3 separate regions of the Mus musculus genome follow, and all the other regions are linked to region 1. A link is a loop called in an ENCODE intact Hi-C map of the cell type or tissue named here. Cell type or tissue: heart. All regions are shown on one strand. Links, peaks and the distances in the headings refer to the core of each region. The heading gives the core; the rest is flanking DNA.

Region 1 (10,282 bases), core at 1,145-9,144:
AAGCCTCCATTCTGCTTCCCTGCAAACACATCACCTGCAGGGCAAGAGACAGACATTTTCTCATTTCATATTAATGCTCATACTCTGTCTTCGAGCTAAGAACCATGACTTGTAGTTTGGTGATAAAGGGAATGAAGGGACGAAAGACATCTTGAAATGTATGCCAACAGCATTCAATTCTAAACACTTACATAATTTTTTATCTTTACTGATTTTAATGGCTGGCACATTTTGATTATCGTCATCTCTCTTGGGGAAGAGAAAAGATAGTACAAACACTTGTGCAAGGAGTGTCAGCTATGAGCTTTCACAGGTAAGAGCAAATTTCAAGTAACCCAGAAAGCAGTTGGTTCTTGCATTTGATGTTTTAGGGTATTTTCAGCTGGGATCATATTTACATTAATGTTTATAACAGTTCATCACAGGGTGACCAAGACTGAGGTCTACATAAGGACACTAGCAAAGAGAGTGGACAGTGTCTTACACAACTTGTAAGACTACAAACAGCTTTTCTTAAGATAGTAAGTATTTTGCATTCCTAATGAGACAAGTTCCATTTTAATGCTTTAATAGTATATAAGATGAAATCAAAGTAAAAAACTTGGGCACAGTGGTACTTATCTGTAATCTTATCTGTAATTTTAGCACTTGAGAGATAGAGGCAGGAGAGACAGGAGTTTAAAGCCACCCTGGGATGTACCGCACCCTATAGCTAAAAGTAAAACCAAACGAATAAAGAAATCCAAGGAAGTGGAAAAACAAACATAAGGGCAAGGTATTTGGAAAATGCAGAGTTCTGTGATAGTGATTGTAGGTCAGGAACAGACATATAAAATGCTGAAAACTGTTAAGAGTATCTAAAAGAAAGGCGATCCAGATAGAATAGACCATGAATGACTGGAAAAAGTGAAACTGCTAATTGCATATTCCATGGAAGGAGGACCGACATAGACAATAAGTTTCCTTTGTGTCGTTTTTATGCTTTTTAATGAGTAAGCATGTGTAAATGGTAAATGTAACCTTATACTTAAAAGTAGCACAGCCAGGTTGTAAGCATTTAAGTATTTCCTGATAATTTTAGCCCTCCTAAGCGCACCCAAACGAACTCCTCACGCATCATCTACCGTTACTTGAAGAGAGTGTGCACAATTGCACAGCACAGGTGGGGTTCTAGTGTTTACACCGAAAGGGATCTTTGCAGAATTTCATCTTGATGAGACACATTTATGAATGGAATATATATTGTTCCTCTTTGGCAATGTTACTAAAAGGATAAAATTGTTCAATAGACTCAATAAATTAAAAAGTATATTCTAAAGCAACAAGGTTTTGTTTTGTTAAGTTAAACATAGCATTACCTGATAGCCTAAAAAGTCCTAGTTATACATCCAGGAAAAATTAAAATATATCTATACATAAAATATAATGTATTAGCCGGGCGTAGTGGCGCATGCCTTTAATCCCAGCACTCGGGAGGCAGAGGCAGGCGGATTTCTGAGTTCGAGGCCAGCCTGGTCTACAAAGTGAGTTCCAGGACAGCCAGGGCGACACAGAGAAACCCTGTCTCGAAAAACAAAAAAACAAAACAAAACAAAACAAAACAACAACAACAACAAAAAAGATATAATGTATTATTATGTTGTTGTTGTCAGTTGTGATTATAATAACCAAAATGTGGAAGTAAACCAAGTATTCATTAAAATGTCATATATACTCATGCAAGAAAATAATGAGCAATACAAGGAATATGATGCTAAAAGTTGATACAACGTGGATGAACTTTAAAAGTACTTCCCAGCTTATCATTGTCACCTATAAAGTTCATGGTCAAGAATGGTAAAATCAGGCCGGGCATGGTGGCCTTTAATCCCAGCATTTGGGAGGCAGAGGCAGGAGGATTTCTGAGTTTGAGGCCAGCATGGTCTACAGAGTGAATTCCTGTAGAACTAGAGTTACACAGAGAAACCCTGTCTCAAAAACAACAACAACAACAACAACAACAACAAAGAATGGTGAAATCAAGTTTAAAAAAAACTACACAAAAGAGTCTCATACTTATTAAGTTTATAATTTTGTGTTGTTTGAATGCACAGCTATTCTTGGCTGCATCCAGCCTGTCTTAGTGTTTGTGGGGTCTTAAATCAAGGAAGCCATGGTAAGCTCTGACTGTCCAGAATGCTCCCTCTGCAGGCTGGAGCTCTGACTATTCAGAGTGCTCCCATTGCACACTAATGCTTCAAGCCCTTCCCTTGACATGGGTCATTCCTAGGTGCTTTACCATATACCACTGCTCGGGATGCTCAGGATAAACTCTGGATTTGGCTGGAGTGGCTCTGTGATGACACTTTCAGCTCATTTGAATCATTCTTTCACTCCTCCCTCATTAATGCTTTTAAAGTCCAATGGAAAGATGTTTAAATAACAGTTTCCTTGTGGAAGGGTGGTACAGGAGGGGTCAAGCACACCACAAGAAGACCTACAGAGTCTACTGACCTGGACCCATGAGAGCTCAAAAAGACTGAAACACCAACCAAATAGCATGCAGGGGCTGGACCTGGGCCTCCCACACATTTGTAGCAGATGTGCAGCTTGGTCTTCAGGTAGGTCCCCTAACACTTGGAGCGGAGGCTGTCTGTGACTGTTGCCTGCCATTGGATCTCCTTCCTGGACTGCCTGATGGGGTCTTAGTGGGAGGGGAGGAGCTTGTTCTTGCTGGGACTGCATGTTCCAGGGTGGGATGGTACCCAGCAGATGCTTCCCCTTCTCTGAGGTCAGGGGGAACAGTAATGGCGGTAGATTTGTGGGGGCTGGGCTGGGCTGGGGAGGAGGGAGGAGCAGCAATTGCAATGTCATATAATAAAAAATAAATAATGAAAAGAAAAAAAGAGTATTAGAAAAAAATAATACCCCTAATCTATCTCATGTATTCCATCACTTGTTCAGACAAATATTATTTCTGCTTCATAAAACACGGTTTTATTAACAGAATTAATTCTGATTTATTGTCTGTATATTTAGTCGGTGAATACTTGAGCTGGTGAACAATTTTGACAGAGTTTTTCAGATTTTAGTTTGGGGAGATGTTTAAAAAAATGTAATAACAGACGAGGCAATTTCATACTAAAAGGATTGAGGTCCTTCTCTACAAGGGTTAATGCGCATGCGCTTCACTTTTGGTTTTATTTAAAAACTCCACCTTGGTTGATTTTTTTTTTTTCCTATCGTCCTTTCACTTCCTTCTAAATTTTATTTTCAAAGTGCAATGTTCCTATTAATTCTTTGCAAGTTACCCAGTATTGTTTTGGGAACACACAGGTATATATTTTATATACAATCTGACAGCAGCTTTGTCCCCCAACAGCCATCAAGGAGTCGTTGGGGTTTAAGAGGTGCGAGGTGCGAAAGCAGCCGGGTATGGTGGCGCATGCCTTTAATCCCAGCACTCGCGAGGCAGAGGCAGGCAGATTTCTGAGTTTGAGGCCAGCCTGGTCTACAAAGTGAGTTCCAGGACAGCCAGGGCTATTCAGAGAAATCCTGTCTCGAAAAACAAACAAACAAACAAACAAACAAACAAACAAACAAACAAACAAACAGGTGTGAAAACCCCAGTCTGCAGGTGCAAAGGGGTCCTCACACAGCATTTCTAGTAAACTTGGGGTGTCCCGTTGACCCTAGGTTAAGTTTTGTTTTCTCCTTAAAGAAAGAGCAGGCACTTGTGATCCGTTTGTGCCAGGCTTCTCCTTGGAGTTCCCTGAAAATTCTGGCGTCCTTTCAAACCCTTGGGGTTCTCTTCCCCAGACTCCCAAGTGGGCACCAGAACCTCTTTTTCATATTTCATAGCGTTTCTCTCATCCCTTCATTTTCTTGAATCCAGTTTGCCACCCTGCCGCATCCTTTTCTATCTCCACGGTGAACTAAACTCACTAAGGGTTTTCCACTGGGGATTTGTCGGTTTTCTTTTCCGTTTATTTTTAGCCTACTGTAGTGCTATTAAATCCAGACTTCCTCCCAGTTAATCCCGATTTCTGTGGATTATCTCATCCTATCCAAACACACTTGCCAAATATACCGTCTTCCTCTTGGCGTGGGTCAATCCCCCTGATCTTTTATGAGCCGCACTGAGACCTTTGAAGTACAAGTCCCTCTCCCCACTGCTGGCAGCTGGCAGATGAACAGCTGCCTGAGGCAGATGGGGGGATGGGCAGGCATGGTTGCCAGAAAACTGTGGCACGGTAAACAATGCAGAATCCCTCGCCAAAGCCTTTTCTCTTTACTGTTTGGCTTTGAGAGCCATGAGGTAAGCTATTGAAAGAAGCTTCAATTGTGAAACACTAGGATCTTACCCAAATATGTAAGCCCAGAATCATCTTTGCTAGAAAGACATTTTTATAAGGAAATCACTGTCACTGTAGATACCCTTTTTGGCTGGGAGAATCTATTTGCTCTGACTCTCAAAAATTAACGTGGATAGGTCTGAACTGATCGTAACCACCACTGTGGATCTTGCCAGAAGTAAACAGAACTTAGCCATTTCCGAGCAATAGGGACTGCATAGAAGGTGGAACGTACAGAAGGGAGACACCATATCTGGGGTCAAGATGTCTGAAATTACCTTTGTGTAGAGTACTGAGTTAGTTTAAATTGACTGGTAGCCAAGTGCTAAGCAACCATGTAAAGGCCCAAGGGAAGCCAGTAAGATCTGATTGGGAACGTCTGTATAGATGGCTAACGCTTTATGGTGCCTGGATGAGCAATCAATAAGCCAATTATCATAGGTGATCAGAAGCTTCTATGTTAACTTTGCAGCTGACAGACAGGCTTAACTGTGCTGCATAGGGGGCATCAAAAGGTTTCTGGGGAAAGTATTTGCATACAAAGGTTACTCGTACCATTTATGTGCACATGAAGAATACATCAAGGCCTAAGTTCTCTATCCCTCAACCAGTGTCCAAGAGCTGATCATTAAAGAATACTGTGACCAGCTCAGCCATTGGTTAATATGTGAAAGAACACATTTCAAATTGCCCAACATTTGCTATTCAAATATTAGGCTCTGCCGCTGGAAGGCTGTTCTAGCTTGCTCAGTGTGTTTTTCCTGTGGCAAGCAAGAGCTTTCAAAGGACAGAGCAGGCATTTTAGGGAGCCTACATTCCAGGGTACTTTTTTGCCTGTTGTTAATGAAGACTTGTGTAGTTTTAACCACTTGAACTGTGGGAGGGTTTTGTGTGAGATTTGCTTTCATCGTAAGACAATAGTTTTTACTGGGTAGATAACTTCTAAACCGGCTTTCAGCAGCCATAAAGACAAAGGATGGAGTGTTGTCATTTGTATTGTGAGTGCTCAGTTCAAATTCTTTGTCTTGCAAAAAGTTTATGTGGAAAAATTTTACATCTTTAAATATTTATATTTTTAAGTTCAGTGTCTTGATGCCTGGTGTGATCCTTGTGTGATGGTAAATGGCTGTGCACATGGGAGATGGAAACAGGACGACTGAAGAGTTCAAGGTCAGCCTGGGCTACAGAAGACCTTGTTTTAAAATAAAAAACAAACACCATAACAAGAATAAAAATTGAAATTAGTAGCTGGGGTTGTTTCCAGCAACCCAAGTAACACAATTTTAAAAATGGGGTACAGAATTAAACAGAGAATTCTCAAGAGAGAAACCTTGAATGGCCAACAAGCACTTAAAGACATGTTCAAAGTCCTTAGTCATCAGGGAAATACAAATCAAAACAGCTCTGAGATTCCATCTTATACCCATCAGAGAGGCTAAGAGATAGCACATGCTGGAGAGGACATAGGGAAAGGGGAACACTCCTCCATTGCTGGTGGGAGTACAAACGTGTTCAGCCGCTTTGGAAATCAATGTGATGTTTTCTCAGAAACTGGGAGTAGTTCTACCTCTAGACCCAGCTATACCACTCCTTAGTATATACTCAAAAGATGCTCCAACATCTTACAAAGATACTTGCTCAATGATGTTCATAGCCGCGTTATTTAGTAATAGCCAGAAATTGGAAGCAGCCTAGATGCCCCTCAAGTGAAGAGTGGATAAAGAAAATGTCGTGCATCTACACAATGGAATACTATGCGCTATTAAAAACCGAGGCATCATGAATTTTTCAGGCAAACAGATGGAACTTGAGAACATCATCCTGAGTGAATCTCGGGCATTTGAATATGTGGCCCCAGTTGGTAATCTTTCAATAGAGCACATCCTAAGAGGCATGGCCTTGTTGAAGGAGGTGGGTCACTGAGGCTGCAGTTAAGGGTTTCAAAGTCCTATGACACTCCCAGTTTGCTCTCTAAATAATGTTCAAAATTTGAGCTGTGAGCTCTCACACCTAAGCTCCAGATCCCAGCTGACATCTTATCTTCTACCAAGGCGAATATTTTACCTAAGCTGTTGTTTATGTGATTATCCCTGGAAAGACTTTCATGATTCCTGTGCATTTCCACATAGTTTCTTTTCTGTTTTATCTTGTGTATTTGTGTGTGTGTGTGTGTGAGAGAGAGAGAAATAGCTACTGCTAACATGCTGAAGAATAGTTGATCTATTTTATCTTATGTCCATTGATTTGCTGAACTTATGAAATCTCGTATGTTTTCCGTTAATAATCTTAAGGGTTTTTGGGGGGGGGCGGGGAAGAATATTATTACTTACCTCATTTTCAATTTTGAAAATATCAGGGTCTACTTTGTATTTTACTAAGTTAATGGAAACTCTAGGAAGTATTCTAAACCTTGGTGGGGTTTGTGGACACCAGAGACAGTTACTGAAAGAGTTTACTACATGAAAGAATGTTGTTGATTTTGCCTTTTTTTTTTTTTTAAGCTTTTATTTTATACCCTAGCTAGTCCCTCTCCTCAGGGCTCAGGGAACCCTGCAGGAGAGGAGAGAGAAATAGTGTAAGAGCAGGACAGCAATGAGTCCTTCTAGACACAGCAGGCCTGACATACATGATCTCACAGGGGTAGTGACACTGGGCTTGAGGGTCTCAGCCAGGTGTGTCCTAGCACTGAGAGGGGGAGTGAGCACAATCAGAAACTCCATCCAATGATAAGTCCCTACAAAGGAAAAGTTAGTTTTCTCCAAGGGAGTCTGACTGGGTACACAAGCCACACTTAGAAGCAGGCCCCATGCTCAGCAGTACTTGGCCAAGATAAAAGCAATTCAATGGTATTTTTGGAAGATTTTCCATCTTGCAATGCTTTGTCTGGGCTTTCTTTTTCTTTTTTAAATCTTTATTTTGTGTTTATGGGTTTTCTCTCTTTAGGAATATGTGTGTCCCTGTGTCTATCTGTGTTTCTTATGTTTTTTCCTTTGGCTTTTTTTTTTTGTATGTTTCTTTTGTCCTATTTCAGTTTGTTTGGTTTTTAATCTTATTTTATTTTATCATCATTTTATCATTGTTTTTTAGATGCCTGTTTGTATTCTAATGAAAGAAAGAGAGGTGTGGATGTAGGTGGCAGGGGATATGGGGAGAACCTGAGAGGAGTTTGGAAGGGGAGCTATAATCAGAATAATATTAGATGAAAAAAATCTATTTTCAATAAAATAATTTTTGAAACAGGAGTAGGGTTTACTCTATCGAAAGAATTGTTAGCAGCTGGCAATTTATTCAATTGCCTTGTGTGTTTGCTGTGGGCTTCCATAGAATATGTCCCATAAAAACATTAACTAAAAGCTCCGATTTTCCAAGGAGATGTTTTCAGAGTGCAGGGTCAAGGGGACCAGGGTATACAACGCTACTAAAGCTTTTATGCAGAAGTTGCGACACTATAAATCCTAAAGTGGGAATTGGCCTGTTCGTTTATTTTGTTTCTCAATTACATTGCAAATGGAGAAAGCAAACTTTAAAAAAAAATCACTCTGACTTTTTCTTATCTTCCATTTGTTTGTTGCCTCCGGCTCGAGATGGATATTTAGTTTGGAAATTTTACCACTTCACAAAAGGACCTGCTCATGTTATTCTTTCACATAACTCACTCCTTCACATACTGGTTTCAGGAAATTATCTGCGGCCAACTTGCTGTGTTGTTATTTTTCTTAGCATATGACTCATGTCCCTTTGTCTTCCTTCCTTCATTTAGTTTTAAATTCTCTTAAAGGGAACCACTACCAGGGGATTGAGTCTCACATAGCAATGGCAGCAAAGTGTATAAACAGTAGTTTATGTCTTAGAGTTACTATTTCTGTAATAAAACATCATGATCTAAAGCAACTAGGGGAAAGGAAAAGCTTATTTCCCTTACAGTTCCATATAACAGTTCATCACCAAAAGTAGTGAGGGCAGAAACTCAAACAGGGCAGAAACCTGGAGGCAGGAGCTGATGCAGAGGCCACAGAGGGCCTCTGCTCACTGGCTTTCTCCTCTGGGTTGTTCAGCCTGCTTTCTTATAGTACCCTGGACCACCACTCCAGGGGTGGCCCCACCCACCATGAGCTGGACCTTCCCACATCAATAACTAAGAAAATGCCTTGTGGCTGGAACTTATAGGGGCATCTTCTCAATTGATTCCTTCCTTTCAAATAACTCAAGCTTGTGTTACATTGACATAAAACTAGGCAACATCACATTAAAATGGTCATTGAACTAGTACTCTTGTATTTGATGAAGATCATGAAGGTATTTTGTGATTTATCAGGGACTTAGAGGTTATTATCTTTTCAACTTAAAAATTTGAGGCTGAAGTTGCTCATGCCACCTCGATAGGGGAAGCAGTTATCGCACACCTCCATACACACACACACCTACACACACACACACACACACACACACACACACACACACACACACCTCCATTTGGAGACTATCGTTTGCATATTTTGGTTTAGATTGTCTGCAAATCCAGTATAAGTGATTTAAGCACATGAATATATTTTAAAGGTCTGTTCACTAGATAGCAGATATTAAGACATGACTTTGCAAAGGACAACATAGCTGTCTTTTCAATAGGTGTTTATATTATTTATAGTTAGATTAGACATGTACAAGAAGTTCCAGGTGCAATCTACATGGCAAATGGCTTCAGACATGGTAGCTCTGGATGATAAAACAGGAGATTGTGAACAGTTATTATTTAAAAATGGGATGGGGAATCACATTTTGATGGAAAGAAATTCCACAATTACCTTTTTCAATAATCACTTCATTAAAAGTTGTAATTCTAAAACAATAGCCTCAGGGATACAGGCCATTCAAAGGAAAATGGGGTTCAAAGGGACCCCTTTATTACTAATTTATGGGGTGCAGAACAAGTTTGCTACATTTAATTTGAGGATTTTTTGGTGGTTTTTTTTGGGTAAAATAGAAGTAATGTCTAACTCATAGCATTGATTCAGCTATGCATTTATAAACCTCTCAGTGTGTGTGTGTCTAGGGGAAGAGGAACATAGGCATAGGGGGCCTTGTGTGTGTGTATGTCTGTGTGTGCCTGTGTGTGCATTTGTGTGTGTGTGTGCATGTACATGCATGAATGAGTGTGTGTGCATGTGTGAGTGAATGTGTGTGTGAGTATGTGTGTATACCTGTGTGTGTTTGCGTGTGAGTGTGTGTTTGTGTGTATGTGAGTGGGTATGTGTGCCTCTGTGTGTGTGTGCCTGTGTATGTGTGCATGTGTGTATGCCTGTGTGTGCATTTGCATGTGTGTATGTGTTTGTGTGTGTGCACGATGTGTGTGTGCCTATGTGTGTGTGCGTATGTCCTTGTGTGAGTGTGCGTGTTCTTTAGTGTCTCCTTCCTTAGAAGTCTCAGAGCAGCATGTGACTTTACTTCATCTTTTTCACCTGGGATATGAACTGCAATCTACATTTTAATATGCACTCCACTCCAGGACACTCTTCTGTATGTTATTACAAGAAACACATCTCAGTCCATGAGTCACATCATGTTTCGTTTAGGCCATGTTTTCCATGCTTTCAGACAAAATGGTTTCACTCATGAAACTGCCTCCCTTGACCACATATACTTTTTTCTTTTTATTCATTCACTTTACATCCAGCTCACTGTTTCTCCTCCAGTTCACCCCATCCCACAATCCTTCCTCTCTCCCTTCTCTTCTGAGTGGGTGGGGGTCCTCTGGATATCCTCCCTATCCTGGCATATCAAGTCTCTTCAATGCTAGGTGCATCCTCTCCCACTGAGACCAGACAAGACAGCCCAGCAGAGGAACATATCCTATAGACAGGCAACAGGTTTTGGCATAGGCCCTGCTCCAGTTGTTCGGGACTCACATGATGACCTAGCTGCACATCTGCTACAGACCACATATGCTCTTA
Region 2 (10,282 bases), core at 1,412-9,411, 150 kb after region 1:
ATCCAGGTAAGCTGAGACCAGGGACAGGGCACATGGAAGTGTGGAGCTAATACACATGTATTCTTCAGGTACTACATTTGTTACATGTAATGCCTTGTTACTTGTTGTTACATGGAAATGCAAATTAAAAGACTGTCAGAACAGATTTTATTTGTTTAAGTTTCCTGACATTTACAACTTTATTGGTTTATTCTTCATGACTTGCTGTATTTTTAAAGCTTTCTTTGGGAGGTCTTCTTTGGGCAATTTGCTTGTGTATGTTTAAGTTTTTATATCGTGTCTTCTGAAGCCCAGACTGGTTTCTAAGGATTAGCCTGACTCTTGCCTCCACCTCACCCCTCAAGCACAGCACTTACTGGTGTGTATCACCTTACCCAGTATATGCAGTACTGGGGATCAAGTATCAGGGATCAAGCACAAGGCTTACAGGCATGGTGGACAAGCTTTCTAATTAAGCTACCATTTAAAGCCTCCATATAAACTTTCTTGGTTTTTAATTTTTTTCAACTAAGGGCAATTTAATACTTCTAATGACAGAGCTAAATTTTGATCAGTTTCATTACTGTCTCTGGCTTCAAACATTTTTGCTATTATTCAGCTATCATTTTGTTTCTTTGGAGGTAATTTTTTCTCAGTCTCTTTCTATATAAACAACCCCTCTTTGACTCTCTTTTTCTCTCTCAAATATGTGTGTATATGATATATATATATAATTTATATATACAATTATACATATATATGCCTTATATATGTCTATATAAATACAATTATAGAATTATTTATAAAATTATATCTGTATATATATAATTTTATAAATAAAAATTTATCTTAAAATATATTTTTCTATTTTGTTGTATAGTTTAGGAAAGGTGGATCTGTTTCACTGAGATTTGTACCATCTGGAATTTTTCTGGAATTTGCAGGTTTCCCAGATACTTGTCCTTTCCAGAATTATATTTCTGCCATTTCTTTGGTATTTATTTGAGAAATTGTGATTTGACATATTTTAAACATCCTTCATGTTTCTCTGCTGCCTTTATAATCCTTATACATTTCTGTGCTCTCTGGGCAGTTATTTCAGATCTAGCTTGCAGCTTCTTCCCTCTTAGTGATGTCTAACACGTTAAGCAGTACACATTTCACTACGAGGTATACAGCTTACTTGTTACTTTTCATCGGAATGAGACAATCAGCTTCATAATCATGGCTTTCTTCTTCACACTTGGTTTTGTAAAAACAATTTTTATGGTTTTTTTTAAATGTCAATTTATGACTGTGACCATTTTAATACTCAGGCTCTCTCTTGGTTTGTTGGTTTTTTTTTTTTTTTTACCTTAAGTTCCCGAATTATGTTGAGAATTTATACAAGAAAATTCTTTAAAGTTTGATTTGACAGTAAATTTTTCTAGAGAAAATTATTGTTTCTGTTTTCAGATAGGTAGTTAAGAAAGTGTCAATCCCGGGGTTGCTGGTACCTGTTTGAGACTGTGCAGGCAGTGGGATGAGAGGAGCGTCACTAAGGGAAATGGCTCAGGCCATCATGAATGCTGACTCATTGAACAATAGAGTAGATGCAAGCTAGGAAATCCATGAGACTGATAGTTCACCTCTGACCAAGGCTGCAAGACTGACAACCATGAGCAAACCCAGGGTCCCAAAGCTGAAACTGCAGAACTGTAACATGCAGGGAGAGGACAGGGTGCTCACTGTCCTATCTTCTCCCTTTGTATTCTATCTAGGACCTCACCAGTCCACACCTGCAAAGCGAAACACACTTACTTCTCAGTTTCCTCTAGTAGTACCACATAGACACAGGCAGAAATGATGCTTTACCAGCTATGAGAGTGCACATCAGTGCAGCCAAGTTAACTCTCAGAATAAACCAACCTGGACCTCATCATCCAGGGCTGCTAGATGAGATCCTGGGAGCAAGATCCTTGGTTTGATTCTTCATTCAAGACAGATTATACTGTTATTTTTCTAGTCCATGCTGTCACTGAAGGCATGTCCAGTGCTTGTACCATTTGCAGAACTATCATTTCCTATGCCAAGATCGCAGCTATAAGTCACAGGACCTAACAGAGGATATCAAAGCTCACCATTTTCTCAGCTGACTCCTCCCAGAGTTCTGTATTTAAAAAAAAAAAAAAACTGGAAAAAAAATTTCCACACAATGTATTGTGATCATGCTTTTCCCTCTCCCAACTCCTCCAAGGTCCTCTCCATTTCCTCCCCCATGCAACAGCAACATCATGGCCCCCCTTCTCTCTCTCTCTCTCTCTCTCTCTCTCTCTCTCTCTCTCTCTCTCTCTCTCTCTCTCTCTCTCTAAAGAAGCCAAATACTGTTTATGACTATTACAGCTTCTCTTTCCAACTCAGACATGCCCTAAAACCATTTTTTTTTCTTTTTGTATCTACTACTTTTAGGTTCTTTATAGCATGATAGAGTTTCAGGATATTTACTCTGCCAATATTGTCGGAAAAGGAAATCTCTGCCTCCTCTTCACCTTCCTGTCACCAAGCTTTGCCCTGAGCGGTTTATGGAATCTGCTGTTGTTAAGGTCACCCCTGACATCATCACTTCTAAGTAAAGTAAATACTCATCAACTTTATTTTACCACTGAACTTTTTTCATTGTTGTCCATGTGCTTCGTGAGTCACCCTGGTACCATGCAATACATGGCTACTCATGAACAAAACATCAACTTAGAATTCACAGCACTAGGGTGACTCTTGCTTGTCATTATCAGCTCTCAAAGTGTTAGTGTTAGAGTGCTTTTGACTCTAAATATGTCTACCCAGTAATACTACAAAACCAAGGAAAATTTTTAGGTTCTCTTTCTACCAATGAGATGTTAAAGACATATTTAGTAACCTGATTTATTGTAATAGCGAGTTGCCCTTTCAAATCTGTTCTGATATTGATCTAATCTAAAAAAAAAGTACCATCCCAACCTTAGATAGTTTCTATTGCTTATAATTATCATTAGTGCACCCCTGATTCAGAGTTGATTCATTTGCTTAGAATTACTAGTGAATAAAGGGCTGGATGCCATGGTTAGTCTCTGCTTCCACTGCCAACATCAAAGTCAATCTTAGGAAATGGCTGAGGTGGAAGTGCTACCTGGCATTGCCAACCTGTGACTGTGGGCAACATGGGTCCCAGTATTGTTATTACAGCCATTGTAGATTGCAATGCCATGCCACAATGTTAAAGGGTGAAAACCCCTATACAGCTTTCCAACTACAATACCAGATCAAAATTCGACTTGAATTGTATTCCAGAGATAGGATACAGGCTCACTGAGAACACTTCATCTATAGGTCCTGAAGAAGATACCTTGCAGGGAAATCTAAAGGAACGAATTCATAGACTAAGAAAGGACAATGGGGGGCTAGGCATGTGGTAGAAGGGGCAGCAGCCTGGCGAATCAGCCAGGCCTGTGTCTGTCAGCACTCCACCCAGCTGTGTCCTGCTGTGGGCCAGAATAATCTCTGTGTTATATGTCATCACTGAGGACCATGCAGATGTCTGTTGTTTGTGCTGCTACCATATTATCACTGAAAGCCATGCCTGGGTCTAAGGTTCTACTGCAGTCAGAGTCTGTGTTGATGTTTGCAGTCTGAGTTACCACCAAAAGTCATGCAGATGTTTATTGACTTGTTGCCACCTGAAGCAATGTTGATGTCTAGGGATATGGTGCCACCAGTGGACATATTGATCAGAGTGGCCTGTGCTGCCTCCTGAGACTATGGTAATGCCCAGGTCCAAGTTTAAAATGAAGGCCACAAGGATGCTCATGGTCTGTGCTGCAACCTGAAACCACATCAAGGTCTATAAGCTGTGTTGCTACCAGGGACCATATTGATGTTGTTGGCCTGTGCTGTCACCTTAGGCCATGTTGATGTTCATGATGCAGGCAGTTTCTGAGGGTCTTGTCTGTGGGCCCTGTAGCAGGGGGCTGTGTTTCTGGTCTTTATTGCTGCCAGGAAACCTGTGGAAGTCAAGATCCATGCTCCTGATGATTGTGAAGAGCAAGTAAGCTACTTTTGCTTGATGTGGATGACTACAGATGCACAGTTGAGAGGGAGGGACATGGAAGGTGTCTGTGACAACCCCTATTCCCACCCCAACCCGCCAACCCCCAAAATAACATGCTAGGCAAGAAGTCACCCAAGAGACCTCTTAAAAAAGTGTCACTCTCTATAACTGATGGCTTCTGGCAGAGGTGTGGAAGGGGAAGGACTCCGTTCTATTTAAGGGGCAGGCCACTTGGAGTTTGACCATGCTTTGGTGAGTGTATAGACAACATAAAGTAGACTTCGGTTTTTTGTTTGTTTGTTTTCTTTTTTCCTTTTATTATCTTTACCTTTTTTTTTTTTTTTGATGGGAGGAAGTCACAAGGGGAGCAGACATGGAAGGAATTGGGATTGGGATGCATTTTGTGAAACTCTCGGAGACTCAATAATGATGCTATGTGCGGTGGGGGAAGTCAGCAGCCCTGGTGGAAGAAAGGGGGAAAAAAGTACAATGGTTGTTCCCAGGGGACAATATTGGGAAGATATTAATCAGAAAGTAGAAATTATCAGATATATAGAATGCTTGAGGTTTTGAGTTATAATGTACAGCATATTGACTATAGTCAATATTGTATTGGGTGCCTGAAAATTGCTGAGAGAGAACACAGGCATTCACTCACACATGTTCACTCACACACACACACACACACACACACACACACACACACACACACACACACACACACACACGCACACGCATGCACATGCATCCCTGCACTTCTAAAATATACAATTTTCTTTACTAACTTGAAAAATGAAACAGACAAGTTCGTGCTCCTCTGAATATCCCTATGAGAACTGCCTCTCTTCCTCTGATTGTTTAATGCCTTTTGAAATAAAATGTATGACTAAAGGTGTTCAACTGATGCTTGAATGAGGTGGCTCCCCACCTGAGCTTGAGGCAGCAATATCAATGACCACGGCCTTAGAAGATTAAGACGTGGAGTCAGCAGTTGGCCTGGAACTCCGATGAGTGAAAGGGAGACTTCCAGTTCCTCTGTCCTCCTCTGCTCCTTATTCCCAGACTTTTCCATCATATTCTGTATGTCCTTAGAGAATTGCTCCTTCCACGGTGTGTGTTGTCCTTCATCATCTCTTCTCCTGCCACCTGATCTGTATGAGGTGCTTGGCCTCAGGCAGCTAAAAGAGTTGATGCTCACACACGTGTGTGATGAGCTCTGATGACCGTCTAAGTTTAAACAGTTTAAGCATCTTTAAAGGACCTACCAAGCAACATTATCCAAGCTCTTTTCTGACACATCGGTTATGAATTCTCATCTTGTCAGCATTCAGCATATTCTCTCACAAGATTCCGATTTCCTTACGCCTCTGTGAAACAAAGTAGACACGGCCACAAAATGACCTATATAAATTAATCATCAGCTGTAATTCTGCCTACAGCTTTGGTAATTGCTGACGTAAAAGATGCCCCATTCAACTCTGAAAAAGGAAGTTTAGAAAGTGCTTTGTCACTTTGAAACTCCTTTTTGCTCAAGGCTTCAGCCTAGCTTTGCCTTCGCAGCTATGGTCTTCCTAACAAACATTTAAAGAGCCTCATTTTAACAGCATACTTAAACATTCATAATCACAAAGTTCAGGTGACTAGAATTGCAATAGGGAAACTCAAAGCAATAATGTATATAGAAACCAATAATACATCTGTGAGGAATAGAGACATGAATAGGAGTAAAGCTGAGCCCACTTCAGACATGATGCCATATGGTGGCACTCTTGTCGCTCTATCACCACAGTCAAAACACGAATAGCAGTTATTATTTTCCAGTTGGTGAAGAAATAACATTCTAATAGTCCACCGTGAACTTTGTACAACAAGCATTATGCTGCTCACAACTCTAGCCAGACTGGAGAACATAGGGGAGGGACATTTCTATTAGTATTGATGTGCCTTACATCTAGGTAAAAGTTAAATTAAATAAACTCATTGACTACTCAACCTACTCATGAGAGACAGAAGTGGGAAAATGTTACACATAGTGAGAGAGAAGAGAAAAAAGTTGAGGTATTGGTGGCAAGGTAGGAGTAGGGGGTGAGGCACACAAGAAGCCAACTCAACAAACTTTCTCTCATTTTGGAATAAAATAAGAGGGAAATATGTGATATATCTCAGCAGGCCTGAGGAGCAGTCTTTTTATAGCCAGCTGGGAGGATGTCTTTAGGATTTCCAAGTGTTTAGATATTTTCAGCATTAATCTCTTTAGCACCTGGGGTAACAGGAAGGGTGTGTGTGGTTCCACTATCAGCAGCCTTGGAAAGGAAGCTGCTGTGTGCCTTGGGACTGCTGATTGTTTCCCATTTTAAAGATAGGCAGAATTCAGTAACCTTTCTACTTGGCTTTACTTGAACCCCCATGAAAGATCAAAATAATGGACTCGTAGTGTTTGATGATGTTTTTATTTTAAAAGCATTGCTCTCTTTTTCTCTAAACAGTAAGTAGGAGAGGTGTGCCTTACAGTGATGCACTTATTTTTTTTCTCACAGATTTGTATTTAACCAATCATTTTAAAAAATGGAATAATTGCAGTGGAATGATTGTCATTTTAGGTAAGGTCTTAAGGTCTACTTTAAGGGGTAATGACCCACATCGTAAATATTGCATATATGGGAGACAGAAAATTTGACCATGGGGTGTGTCACATTTACTGGCTGAGATGGTGTAGACTTAGAAATTCTTATTTGCTTCTCAGGGTTTTGGCTGTTGTTTGGTGTGTGCCTGTGTATATTATGCAGTAGGAGAGAGGGAACAAGGGAACAGAGAAGGAAATGAGGGAGGGAGAAAAAGAGATCTGAGCTGTACAGTGTGACATGAGATACAGATGTCCCAGTAATGACTAAGATAGGTTTTGGACAGAAGTTGTCAGCCATCTAAAGCATAGATGGTAATCTCTGCTCAAAGTATTTGTTTGACTTGTGTATTTTTTAGAACCCACAGGTAAAATGATAGTGACAGCTTTGGACTCAAGATTGTAAAATGAATATTTGGATTTTTTAAAAAATACACATCTACTGATAATATATACTAAAATATCTTTAAATTTAGTGGATTTTTTTAAACCAGGAATTATATTGTTGTCTTTTAAGAACATCCAAAATATGACCAGAAATGTGACAAATACTTCCACTTTACTTAAGGCTATTCTACATACCCTTTGAAAATAATGGGAAAGCCTTATGTTGTAAGATTCACTCATTTCTTTCTGTCTTCAAAACCAAGGAATCCAGGAGAAGTCCACCTACATACATGTTGACAGCAAAAGAGATTTCCTATCACCCATCATTGTGAATGTGTCATCAGTAACTCTCAAGACAAAATGGAATGGATTAAAGACAATGGCCCATCTCTCTTTCTTACCAAAAAGCTTCAAAACTCAGCTGTAAATCTTTACAAAGATTTTGAAAAGAAAGCATCATATACTTGCAGATGCTTCAAAGTGACATGGGCAAACTTGAAAGAAACACAATTAATAATCTTACCTGTCATGGGCATTCCCTTGTGGGAAATGTATCCAGGGAATGAGTAACTACCTAGGGGAGAATATTAAAGTGTGCAGCACACAATTTCAAGTGCATCTTGGCAGTCTCATGGTGACTGTCCAAGTGACTGCACACAGACCCCCCTACACACACACACACACACACACACACACACACACACACACACACACACAAACTCATTTGGCATTAGGAGACCTGGCAGTTTGTTTTCCATGGAGGAAGGGGTAAGAAGCCAGAGTGTGCATTTTTTCCTTCTTATTTTCTGCCTTCCTTTAGCCATCTTTGAAATGTCTTTGCAGTTTTCCCAAAGTGTCCCTGCTAGTGACAGCTGCAAGGTGAGGCACAGTGAAGAACCTCATGTGCTCCTGCCCGCTGTGACCCAGAGGCATCTTAGAGAATGTCCCCAACATGTCACTCAAAACTGTGAGTTGGATCACTTTACATAGTTCAAATAATTACAGTATTTATTTACAGGCAGAAATTGCATTTGATGCCACATTGCAAACGTTTTTGAGTAAGTTTCTGGAATCAAAAGGAAAAATAACTCCTGATTTGGGTTTGTTTGTTTGTTTGTTTGTTTGTTTGTTTTTTGCTTCAGTGATTTTGTTATTGTTTTGGAAGGGTGGAAGACTGCATGTTTCTTCTTGTACCATCTTCCAACTCACAGGCCAGTGTGGTTTGGATGGGAGTATCCAGAGTTCTGAAGCTGCATCATTTTGGGTCCTTCTACAAAGTAGTGGCTAGCACCTGACATTGCTGTTGGTGGTAGGGGGTAGTAGTAGCAATTTCTTTTTCTTTCGATTCTGGGAAAAGGAGCAAGGCCTTTATGCTTCTAGTAGAACCTCCAAATTATCATTGGTCTGCTACAGATCAGGTTTTCCCTTAGTGTCAACTTACTTTTCAGTAGAGCACTTCTGCTGTTGCCTCTCCTACCATGTGCAGCCCTGAGTACTTGATTATTCTCCTGCTGGTCATCCTCATTTTCTGACTGATGTGCAAGTCTTAGAAATGAAATGCTTTCTTATTTTCAAAGATGCACAACAGAACGGACTGCGGTGGGGCATGGGCCTAGAGAACAGAGTCAGGTTCTTTGGACAAGATTGAGAGCTCTGGGGCAAAGCTTTATTTTTCTGGAGAGAGGGAAAAAATTATCTATGCTAGCTTTCTAGATTGCTTAGAAAATGTTCTGAACTGTTCAAATAACTGTGTGTGCACTTAAACTTAAAAACTTGATGGACATCCAGAGCTAAAAGTCTCAGACACAAGAGAAAAGCAAACAATGAGTTCAAATGTAAAAAATCACACAAGCACATGAGCAAAGGAAAACCAGTGGTCCTCTCTGTCAAATACAGAAAGCAATCATTCTCAAGGGTGTTGTCAAAAACTATTATAAACGTTGTACAGTGCAAGTTACTTACGTGGAAGAAAGAAACCTGTCATTCAAGTAATCTGTCCAGTGATTTTTAACTGGGAGCAAGACCTTTTAGAAGATAGAGATTTTTAAAACATAAAGACAAAATGGAACAATTAAAAAATATATATATGAAAATGGAAGGAAAACTTAGAGTTTATTAGTGTTGGAATGCTTTTTTGCTTGTAAAACAAAAACGTCTGGTGGAGAAGCTTTGCCAAGCATGCAGAGTGGGGTATGGCATCACGACTTACAGTGTCCTGCAAGAAAAGTAAAACCTAAGGATTTGTGGTTTCAAATTTGGCAGGAGAGCAGCAGAGTGAAGTTGGCCCACGTACCTTCATAAGAACTCATAAGAACAATGCAGAAAGATTTAATGATGTGCTAGACAAGTTCCTGCATCAAGTCCTACTGTAGTCTTTTTAGGGTCCCCAGATTTATGCATCTGAAGATGTAACTCTTTCAGGGAAGGACCTTCAGGACATTGAAACAAACTTCTTGTGCACTACTCAAGCAAGCTGTGCTTTATACTAAGTTACCCTCAGAAAAGGTTGCTGTATATCAATATTTTAATTACAGAACCACTGATAAATATTTAGTAAATACTGCCTATGTGCTGACCTCTTCAGAGAATCTGAATGTTGCTAAGAAAGACAAGTCAGAGTATGCCTTTGCAGAAGTTATGTTCTTATGGTTTCCCTGAGCCTAAACACTGCACTGTGTGAGGCATGATAATTTAAGTGTCATAAAAGAAAAATATTTCCAGGTGCTAGGATTGGAGTTAGGAAGAGGCATCTTTGACTTGACTCTATATTCCCTAAGGAAGAGCTCAGAAGTCCATTTTATATAATGAATAATAAAACTTAAATTGAACATAGAGCTTATATGACTTAAGACTAATGATAATGTCTATATGTTGAGGAAACTTAGTCCTCAGACACACATATTTAAGGCACTGGGATAATGGGAGTCACCTTCTCTCACTGGAAGGGTGGAGGACTGCATGTTTCTTCTTGTACCATCTTCCAACTCACAGGCCAGTGTGGTTTGGATGGGAGTATACAGAGTTCTTTTTTTTCCATTTTTTATTAGGTATTTAGCTCATTTACATTTCCAATACTAAACCAAAAGTCCCCCATACCCACCCACCCCCACTCCCCTACCCACCCACTCCCCCTTTTTGGCCCTGGTGTTCCCCTGTACTGGGGCATATAAAGTTTGCAAGTCCAATGGGCCTCTCTTTGCAGTGATGGCCAACTAGGCCATCTTTTGAAACAT
Region 3 (10,282 bases), core at 957-8,956, 420 kb after region 1:
CCCCAAAATACTGGAAATATTCCAAGGTAGTATTTATAAGCAGTGTAAGGATTTTGAAATATGCTAATATGTTTCTATGTGCTTTATAAGATACAATAAACTGAGAGGTATCTCAGTAATTAAGAACGCACAAAGCTTAATTTCCCCATAAACTACTCATTTTTCATTCTCTGCCCCAGAGAGTATTAAATTATGATCTTCTATTTAACTTGAAAAGATATTCTAGTGCTTTCTTGCCATAATGTGATCATAATTTTAGCAAATGTTAAGAGTTACACTATAGTAAAATTCTCACAATTATTGTGTTTTTAAACTCTACGTGGAGAATTGAAAGTAATAAATTCTGTCTTAGCTAGTTTTATGTCAACTTGACACAAACTAGAGTAATCCAAGAGGAGGAAACCTCAATTGAGAAAATATCTCCAAAAGATCAGGCTGTAGGAAAGCATGTAAGGTATTTTCTGTCTTTTTTGCCCCCCAATAGTTTAGTTTTTTATTCACTTCAAATCACAGCTTCCTCCCTACTCTCTTCCTAAGCCCACCTTTACAAATCCCCTCCCCTCTACTGCCCCTTCCCTTCTCCACAGAGAACAGGAGGCCCGCCCTGGGACATGTAATCCCAGCAAGATACACACAAGCTCTCCTACTGAGGTCCAGCCAGGCAGTCCAGGTAGGTCGAAGGCGATTCAATGGCCAGGAACACAGAACAATTCAACCTCCCCTCCACTTGTTTGGGGACCCAGTTGAATACCAAGCTTTCCATTTGCTACAAATGTGTAGGAGGTCTAGATCCAGTTCCTGCATGCTGCCTGGTTGGTGAGCCAGGCTCTATGAGGCTCCATGATCCTAGGAGAGTTGACTCTGCAGTCTTCTTGTGGTGTCCTTGACTACTCACGTTTGCTCACTTTTATCCCCCACTTTTCCACAACATTCCCAGAGTTCCACCTAATGCTTGTCTGCAGGTCTCTGCATCTGCCTCCATCTGCTGCTGGATGAAGCCACTCAGAAGACAGTTATGCTAGGTGCACACGTAGCAGAGTATCATCAGAGGTTAGCTCACTCACATAGGATGAGTCTCAAGTTTGAGCAGTCATTGGTTGGTTTTTCCTGCAGTCTCTGCTCTATCTTTATTCCTGTGCATCTTGGAGGAAGGGTGAATTTGGGTTATTGGTTTTGTGGGTTGTCCCTCTCCTTCCTCTAAAAGTCCTGCCTGTTTATAGGAAGTGGCCACTTCAGTCTCTACATGACCATCTGGTAGGAATCTCAGCTAGCATCACCTCCATAGACTCCCTGTATCCTCCTTTGTCCCAGGCCTCCAGATAGTCCCAAAGATGCCCATGGACAGTTTCCATTCTCACTCCCAGCCCTTTCCTGCCCTCTTCCCCACACCTGATCACCATCCCCATTCTCCTCCTCACCCCACTTCCTACCTAGTTCCCTCTCTCCATCCACCTCCGGTGACTATTTAATTTCACCTTCTGGGTGAGATTCAAGCATCCTCCTTTGGGACATCCTTATTACCCAGTTTCTTTGGATCTGTGGATTGTAGCATAGTTGTTCTGCACTTTATATCTAATGTTCACTTATAAGTGAGTACATACCATATGTCTTTCTGGCTTTAGGTTACCTCATTCATGATGATATTCTCATATTCCATCCACTTGCCTGCAAATTTCATGATGTTTTTGTTTTTAATAGCTGAATATTATTCTATTGTATAGGTGTACCATATTTTCTTTGTCCATTCTTCAGTTGAGGGTCATCTAGGTTGTTTCCCGTCTCCAGCCATTATGAATAAAGCTGCTATGAACATGGTTGAGCAAGTGCCCCTATGGTACAGTATGCCATCTTTTGGGTATATACGCAGGAGAGTCTTGAGGTAGAAATATTCCCAGTTTTGTGAGAAACCACCCAATTGACTTCTAAAGTGGTTGTACAAATTTTCACTGCCACCAGAACAAAGAAGTGTTCCCAAGGGCATTTTTTAAATTAGTGATTGATGAGGGAGGTCTTAGCCCATTGTGGGTGAACAGACCCTTGGTCTGGTGGGCCTGGGTTCTATTTAAAAAAAAAAAAGCCGGGTGAGCAAGCTAACCCTTGCTTATGAAGCAAATCAGTAAGGAACATCCTCCTGCAGCAGCTCCTGTCCCCAGGTTCCAGCCCTGTTTGAGTTCCTATCCTGACTTCCTTCAATAATGATCCGGAAGCATAAACCAAATAAATCCTTTCCTCTACCGATTTGCTTTGGTCACGGTGCTTCGGTCATGGTGCTTCATCACAGCAGTGGTGACCTTATTAACACAAATGATAAAGTGCAGTCAAACTTTAAAGTATCTACAAACATATTTATACCAATTTACCATATTCATTTAGTTGGGGAAAAACTAGACTGATATGTTAACCTAGCCAAGATAAATGGAAAGTGATTGAAATCAGATATAAACTTGGGAGCTAGCGTCTAGCTCAGTGCTGCAATATCTGCCTAGTAAGTGCAAACCTTGATTCCGTCCCCGGTGCTGTGTGAAAAGTTGTTTGATTTCAAAGCTTTCCCACTGACCACTACATCGTAATATCTGTTCCCTTTTTTCCCTAGTATTAATCATGTGCCATCAATCAATCTGAATCAAATCAAAAGGAATGTATACCTGAGAGGGTAGGGGAAGACTTACCATTCACAGCTGAGCAAAATTTCTAGGGCTAGAACCACAGCATGTTTGCCAGTCATGGCCACGGCACATTGTGTTGGGAAGTAAGACTGGGTTGTACATAAAACAAGATCATGAGTACCCGAAACACATAGTCGGGAGCTCGGGTGGAAAGGTGTTTTATTTGACTAAATCCAACTGAGGTCACAATATCCAAAGGGTGTGTTGTTGGGTGCCATTACCAGAGTGTCGTCAATGATAAAGAAAAAGTCAACCTCTTGGTTTTTCAGAGTAGTGACAGAACTCACTGGTCCCAGTAAAGCCACAGACTGCATAGATCTAAGGAACACTTGCACCTGTCTGTTCGCTAACCTCCTCCACACAGCCATATTAAAGGGCTGGCTGGATGCCTTTGACAGCTTTGAAGCTTAATGTTATTACATTGTCCTTAATCAACTATTCCAGTGAATGAATAGTCATTGTCTTCAATATTTATTGAAGTCTTCCCTTTGGATGTCCAAAGGTATCCTGCCTCACTCTCCTACAACATAGACAATTAGAAAGCTCATTGTATTCTCCCCTTGCTTATTATCCATAATTATACTTAGATTCCATAACATAGTTCCAGTGTTACATCTCTTTTAGAAAAGTTAAATAAAAGTCATGCTGTAACGACTATTGTTGGTTGTCAACTTAAGCACATCTGGAATTAACTAAAACCCAAATGGCTAAGTATACTTCTGAGGGATTTTTCTTGTTTAGATCATCTGAAATGGGAAGACCCACCCTTAGTGTAGATCTTTTGAGGTGAGAAAATCCACCATTAATTTGGGCCATGCCTTTCTAGCGGCAACCTATATATGAGACATGGAAGAAGTAAGCTTGCTGTCTTTGCTTGCTTGCTCTTGCTATCACTGGCAAGTCTATTCCTTCACTGGCAATAGAGCCTACTTTTTCAAGACTCTGGCTCATACTGAAGACCAGTTGTGCATCCAGCCTTGAGAATGGAACAACTACTGGGTTATTAGATCGTCCATTGGTAAACAGCCATTGTTTGAGCAGCTGGACCATAGCCTGTAAACCATGGTTATAAATCCCTGTGTGTGTGTGTGTGTGTGTGTGTGTGTGTGTGTGTGTGTGTGTGTGTAAATATGTGTATCTATAAATATGCATGATGCAATGTATATATAAAAGCAAGTACTCATATCCATAAAATAAAATACATGTGTGTGTGGAGAGAGACAGAAAGGGAGAGAGAGAGAACCCTGACTAATATTCATGTAAATTCAGTTAAATTAAGAAATATTTGTGTTGTGTTGTAAGAGAGGAAATGATTTAGCAAAGGATGATTTTGCATCCATGCAAGTTATTTTTTCTAGATCACCCACCAACTAATTTCAAGGTCTATTAGCTTATAAGGCAGATAAAACTATGTAGAAAACTTATAAGACATTGAAATAATCTAACACTAATAGTTTAAATTTGGTTCATGTATGACTTGTGCTAATGTTTACAGGTGCTGTGAGGAGAGCTCGCAGCTAAGAAGAGGTTCCTAATGGCTGGAGATTTGGCTTAGCTGTCAAACGCACTTGTTCTTCTAGAGGACACAGGCTGGATTCCTAACACCCACATGGGTAACTGACAGCATATCTAAGTGCAGTTCTAGGGGATCCAACACTCTGCTCTCTATCAGATATAGATTTGTGTGGGGGAACATCTAAAGCAGTGTGTCAGGTAGAGAATATAAAAATATTGGGATTGTTTTAACCTGAGCAGCTTTAAATTCCTCCCAGTTACCATGGGCAGTATACATCGCCATATTGGTCAGAATTGAGATGCAGAGAAAAATTTTGCTGTGACAGACTAGGCTGTTGGCTGTCACATGATGAAGTAAAAGTTTCACAGTGCTGAGAAAGGGAAGGGGATTAGTAAGAGAAAACTCAGAGCCTCTGACTCATGGGTTTTTCTACCACAGGAGGCCAAAGGATCTTGTTTCCATTCTTGTCCCATCTATTATCCCACCACCAGCAAAGGAACAGTAAGTAAGGTCTAATCTGCCCTTCCGTTCTACTGTAATTAATTCTTACACAGATGTGTATGGCAAAGGTGGCTGGGAATGGATGCTCAGGTGCCCAAATGCTTGCAAATTTACATCGCATAGTAGCTATTGACTCCATGGGCTCCTAGTTACATCCAGAAATAAATCATGTTGTATAGCAAATACAAAATGATTTTTAGTTTTCTTAAAAAAAAAAAAACTTGAAGCATCATTGCTAATTTCAGCTTCAATGTGTTCTAAAATTCTCAACATAAGTGTGAAAAAACAGTGGCACTACCAATATTTAAGTTAACAATTAAGGTATTTGATGCATGGCTGGAAAAGTTTGAAAAACAAAGAAAGGAAAAGAGTAAAGGATTGGAAGCCATGATAGAGGACAGAGAAGACCAGGGAGAGGATAGAAAAGATGGTCTTTCACAACACACTAATCTCTGATGTGTTAAAGTAGAAATTATATGAATACAGATTTTTAACTCCAGCTGATGGATTTTTTTTTATTTCTCACTATCTTATTAATACAGCATGGATGGAAGGGTTTTGACCTATTGAGACAACTACGCTCTATTCTGCCCTCACATCAACCAGAATCAGAACTGCCATGTCACAGTATACTCATTTTGGCTAAATCCTCTATGACTAATACAAGGCTCACTGCATTGGTATGAGTCTGGTTATTAAGCCATGGTCATGTTTGTATATTATAGGGAGAGAGAGACAATAATCTGTGCTTCAGTGGCTTATGTTTAAATGACAAAAATGTGTCATGGAAAATCTCCCCACCTCCTCAAAACTCACAGGGTAACTGAAGAGTCAAGGGATGAGAAAAGGAGTAGAGGAGAGTTAAAAGAAACCGGAATGGGGGCGAGGAACAGAGGGTAAGAGAGAAATGTATTAGTATATTGAAGGGTCCAAAAATAATATGAAAATCATAATTTAGGTTAAGGGGGTCATAAAGTTAAGATTCTTCAGCTAAACATATTAGTCAATGTTTAGATCATAATCATTTTTCCAAATGTCTTATGACCAAAAGCTGCAGGCAGAGAACTCTTCCATGCATCATTCAATACGATGCATTCAAACTCTCATTTACAGGATGGTGGGAGTTGGGGTAAAAACAAACAAACAAACAAACAAACAAACAAAAAAAGATTCCAGAAATAGGTCTGAATGCAATTTGCACAGTGCATGTGTTTGAACTTGAAAGGCGTCTGCTGTGAAGCTTTAGTTACACCCAGCACCTGGAGTCAGGCACACTGACCATAAGCAGCACGTGGTAGAGACCAGAGCTCTTTAGTGCTTTGTCATCAGGAGATATTCCAACAGCTTGTGCAAGCTTTGAGAAAGCAGCTACAGCTACAGCTACAGTGAACTTGCAGTTATCACATGCCCCTCTCCTTTCAATGATCAAAACAGATCCCCTACAATTATTGTCAGCACTTTGAAATATCTTAACTTCAATATTCAGGATATATGAAATTATTTTATTGCTATTCCTAGATCTGCTGAAAGCACACTCCTTTTAGGAAGTGCTATGTGTATGAATTTTTAATAAAGCTTTTTAAGGTCTTATAGACATTTGACTATGAGAAAAGACAATAATGTTTTCCAATTGTCTCTGCTTAATGAAAGAATCATAACTAACAGTTCCCCATAGTGAAATTTCAAGTTATCTAAAGGAACCTATTCATCTTCTGCCAGTAAGCTTGCAAGAAGCCACAATTTTATTCCACTCCCTTTTTATGTCTTAGGAAAATAGACCTCAACTATATGCTTAGGTGTAAATATTTAACTATAATTCAATGGTTTTCAAACATTAACCGAAAATCTAAGTCTTTCAGAAAGAAAGGTCCTGTAAAAATATAAATTAATATTATTGAAGCTGTTGTCTAAATCTATAGGTTTTTCTCTCAATGCTTGCTGATTTTTTCTATCAATACTTCTGATTGCCACATGTCTATATACAATATGCATAAATATAAGGATCTGCTTGTCATCTTTGTTTAGACATTTAATGATAATACATGCATACACACACACACACACACACACACACACACGGCTTCAGTAAGCATAATAAACACAAATGCCACTCTTTCTCATGACTATAACTGACTATTCCTGTCTACATTCTATGTCAAAATAGCTGAAGGTGAGCAGAGAAAGTCTGAGTGTGATCCTTGTCTCAGAGAGCAGGTTCCAATAGAATGGCTCAGTATGTCCAACACATGCATAAAAGCTTGAAAATGCCCTTTAAACATAAAATCTATGGCAAAATGTAGATTGGATCTTTGTATTATGGAGAAATTTAAATTGATTGACTCTTGCAAAATGTTAGGGATGTTATATAATTGGTTGTTTTGTTTATAGTTAATTTAGCTAATATAAAACAAAGGATTGTTGTCAAGTCCTTCCTTAATGAAATTAAACCTTTTGGGTGTGGCTTTGTTTTGATGTGGACTATGCTGCTAACTGACCATAGCACTATCTTTGTAGTTCAGTGGTGATATGTGTGTGACTCTTCTCCTCCCAGAAGGTCACTCTGAAAGGCATTCCTGTGGATACACAGTTTACTTTATGAAACGTATTCTATTTTCTGTGCCAAAATTTCTATTTGAAACAGAGTCAATGTCTCCTTCCAGGAAGAGGAAACGACACCAGGAGTTTCCATGGTAATCAGTTGATGGAATTAAATCAAGCAGGAAACCTCTTCAGAATGCAAAGTCATCTTGCAAAACAGAGAGGCTTGAAATATCCAGGAAGTGTGTCATGGCCAAATGAAAGGAATGGAGATGTGAATACCTCTATAATGTAAACTCCTCAACCCTAAAATAAACACTCAAAAGCTAGCCTTTGTCCTACAAAATTAAACTTCCAAACAACTGTCATTTCTAATCAGATCCTTTGTTCCAGTTGTTTTTACGCTGCTTTTGGTATCCTTATCTCTTGTGATCAACATCATGTAAGACTATGAATCCACATGTTTATGTGGATTAAAAAAAAAAAAACTCTGATGCCACTGCTGTAAGGTTCACTTTACATAAAACTGCATAACGTTTATAAGCTATGTTCTTATCAGGAAGAGCAAAAATGCATCTTAATCCAATAAAATAAAATAAATCTCTTAGTTGAGACAAAGGGATTTTACGTTGAGACTCTTCCTGGAAATTGAAGTTATTGAGAGTTTTATGTCACTCCATTTTGTAAGGAGTAAGCCTTGATAGCAGGAATAACAGAGAATAAAGCAGGATTCCTCACCATCAAGCATCTTTGTAACAGTGTACCTGGAGACACGGCCTTTAGCTACACTGGTAACAATTTCCAATGAATATTCATAGCTCAGAACATAACTAAATGTCCTTTTCCACTGTAGAGGGCTGTAAGAGTTCCTCAGAAAATTGGACATAGTACTACAGAGCATCCAGCAATACTACTCCTGGGCATATACCCAGAATATGCTCCAACATGTAATAAGGACACATGCTCCACTATGTTCATAGCAGCCTTATTTATAATAACCAGAAGCTGGAAAGAACCCAGATGCCCCTCAACAGAGGAATGGATACAGAAAATGCGGTACATTTACACAATGGAGTACTACTCAGCTATTTTAAAAAATGAATTTATGAAATTCCTAGGCAAATGGATGGACCTGGAGGGCATCATCCTGAGTGAGGTAACCCAATCACAAAAGAACACACATGATATGCACTCACTGATAAGTGGATATTAGCCCAGAAGCTCAGAAGGAAGACCAAAGGGTGGATAAGTCAATCCTTCTTAGAAGGGGGAACAAAATATCCATGGAAGGAGTTTCAGAGACAAAGTGTGAAGCAGAGACTGAAGGAAGGAACATCTAGAGACTGCCCCACCTAGGGATCCATCCCATAAACAACCACCAAAACCAGATACTATAGGGGATACCAATGAGAGCTTGCTGACAGGAGCCTGATATAACACTGTGTACTGAGAGGCTCTGCCAGTGCCTGACAAATACATAAGTGTATGCTCATAGCCATCCATTGGACAGAGCACAGGGTCCCCAATGAAGGAGCTAGAGAAAGGACCTAAGGAGCTGAAGGGGTTGGCAGCCCCATAGGAGGAACAACCATATGAACTAATCAGTACCCCCAGAGCTCCCTGGGACTAAACCACCAACCAAAGAAAACACACGGTGGGACTCATGACTCTAGCTGCATACGTAGTCAGTCATCAGTGGGAGGAGAGGCCCTTGATCCTGTGATGGTTATATGTCCCAATATAGGGGACTTCCAGGGCCAGGAAGTGGGAATGGGTGGGTTGGTGAGCAGGGTAAGGGGGGAAGGGATAGGGGGTTTTGGAAAGGGAAACCAGGAAAGGGGATAACATTTGAAATGTAAATAAAGAAAATATCTAATAAAAATTTATGAGTCACTAGCTATTCCAACTTCCTAAATTATGTCATTTCATCTATTCTAATTAATATTAAATGGTTTCTTTTGGTGGTGAACACATGAACAAGAAATTTTTTTCTCTCTCCACTTCAAAGACCTGATGTTAATTTCAATGTAAATATTCATGTAGTGTCCATATTTGTTGATTGTAATATACATATCAGGGGACATGGTTTTTCTGACAGCTGCCAGATGTAAGTTTCTTACTATCATGGCACTGCATTCCCCCAACACTCAGGACAAGAAATTTCACATCACACAAACCCACACATCAACTGCCATGCACACATAGAATACAAGGTCCAATGGCAGCATTCAGCATTCACTATAGCTATGCTCACCTGAGTTTGGTCCTGGATGAGAGACCCTCCTAGTGTTGGATCGCTTTTCCTTGAGAATTTAGTACTTTTCACTCCAAATAGAGAATACAAATTACAGAAAATATTCATCTAAGTCCAGCTTGGTGAACCAATGAGTTTACTGGGGTTCCCTATAGAAGCAAGTGTGGCTTGGGCAGCAGCAGCAATAAATAAATAAATAAATAAATAAATAAATAAATAATAAAAAACATAATCTTGGAAGGAATACACCACTGAGTCACCAACCACCTAAATTCCCACCACTCCTATGACTTTAGCACTTCCTAAGACCTTGTGCAACTGAGGCAAGGTACATGTAACTAAGGGAGAGGAGGTACAGGTACATATCTGATAAATCTTCCTTTCCTTCCAAAAGAAGATATTAATAGGTACAAGAGAGTATGAGAGTCCCATGCAGATAATCACAGTTGTTCTGGTTTCAAGATTGCAACAGCCATGTTATGCCTGGAAACAGAGTTCCACAAATCATGGACGCTCGCCATAAGGTCATAAGGTCGTAACCAACTGTTACTCTCCCCAAATCAAAGTCTGACCAGAGGTGAAATAGATAGCATCAGATCTCTGTCATCACTCTGTTTCCTATTGCTGAGATTAAATACTATGTGATAAAACAACTTAAGGGAGAAAGGGCTTCTTGGACTCACAAATCCATTGTTGCAGCAAAGTCACGATAGCAGGAACATGAAGCAGGTAGTCACACTATGTTCACAGTCGCAGGCAGCAAGCAATTAATTAACACATGCATGGTAGGATTCAGCACTCTTCCTC

What was found. Peaks named below come from ENCODE experiments on the same cell type or tissue, not always from the same donor. Only the 100,000 strongest peaks of a DNase experiment are listed, where the experiment ranks them.
Region 2: a loop joins it to region 1, with 3 times the contacts of the local background. A loop is called at or near these places in 4 of 42 quality-filtered maps.
Region 3: it touches region 1 in a loop (1.9-fold over the local background); 3 of 42 quality-filtered maps call a loop at or near these places.

What each region holds. Positions count from the first base shown.
Region 1 is chr12:35,309,212-35,319,493 of GRCm38, forward strand. No RefSeq gene overlaps it. Among named protein-coding and RNA genes, the nearest start is that of Mir680-3, 120 kb to the left of the region's middle. In heart, for the core only: no CTCF peak of the experiment used is centred there; a DNase peak (open chromatin) is centred at 4,180; H3K27ac peaks cover 466 bases.
Region 2 is chr12:35,457,334-35,467,615 of GRCm38, forward strand. No RefSeq gene overlaps it. Among named protein-coding and RNA genes, the nearest start is that of Gm26071, 21 kb to the left of the region's middle. In heart, for the core only: a CTCF peak has its summit at 5,780; a DNase peak (open chromatin) is centred at 6,268.
Region 3 is chr12:35,729,221-35,739,502 of GRCm38, forward strand. All of the region lies in intron 1 of Gm40388 (a long non-coding RNA gene), which reads right to left. Among named protein-coding and RNA genes, the nearest start is that of Gm40388, 12 kb to the right of the region's middle. In heart, for the core only: no CTCF peak of the experiment used is centred there; no DNase peak of the experiment used is centred there.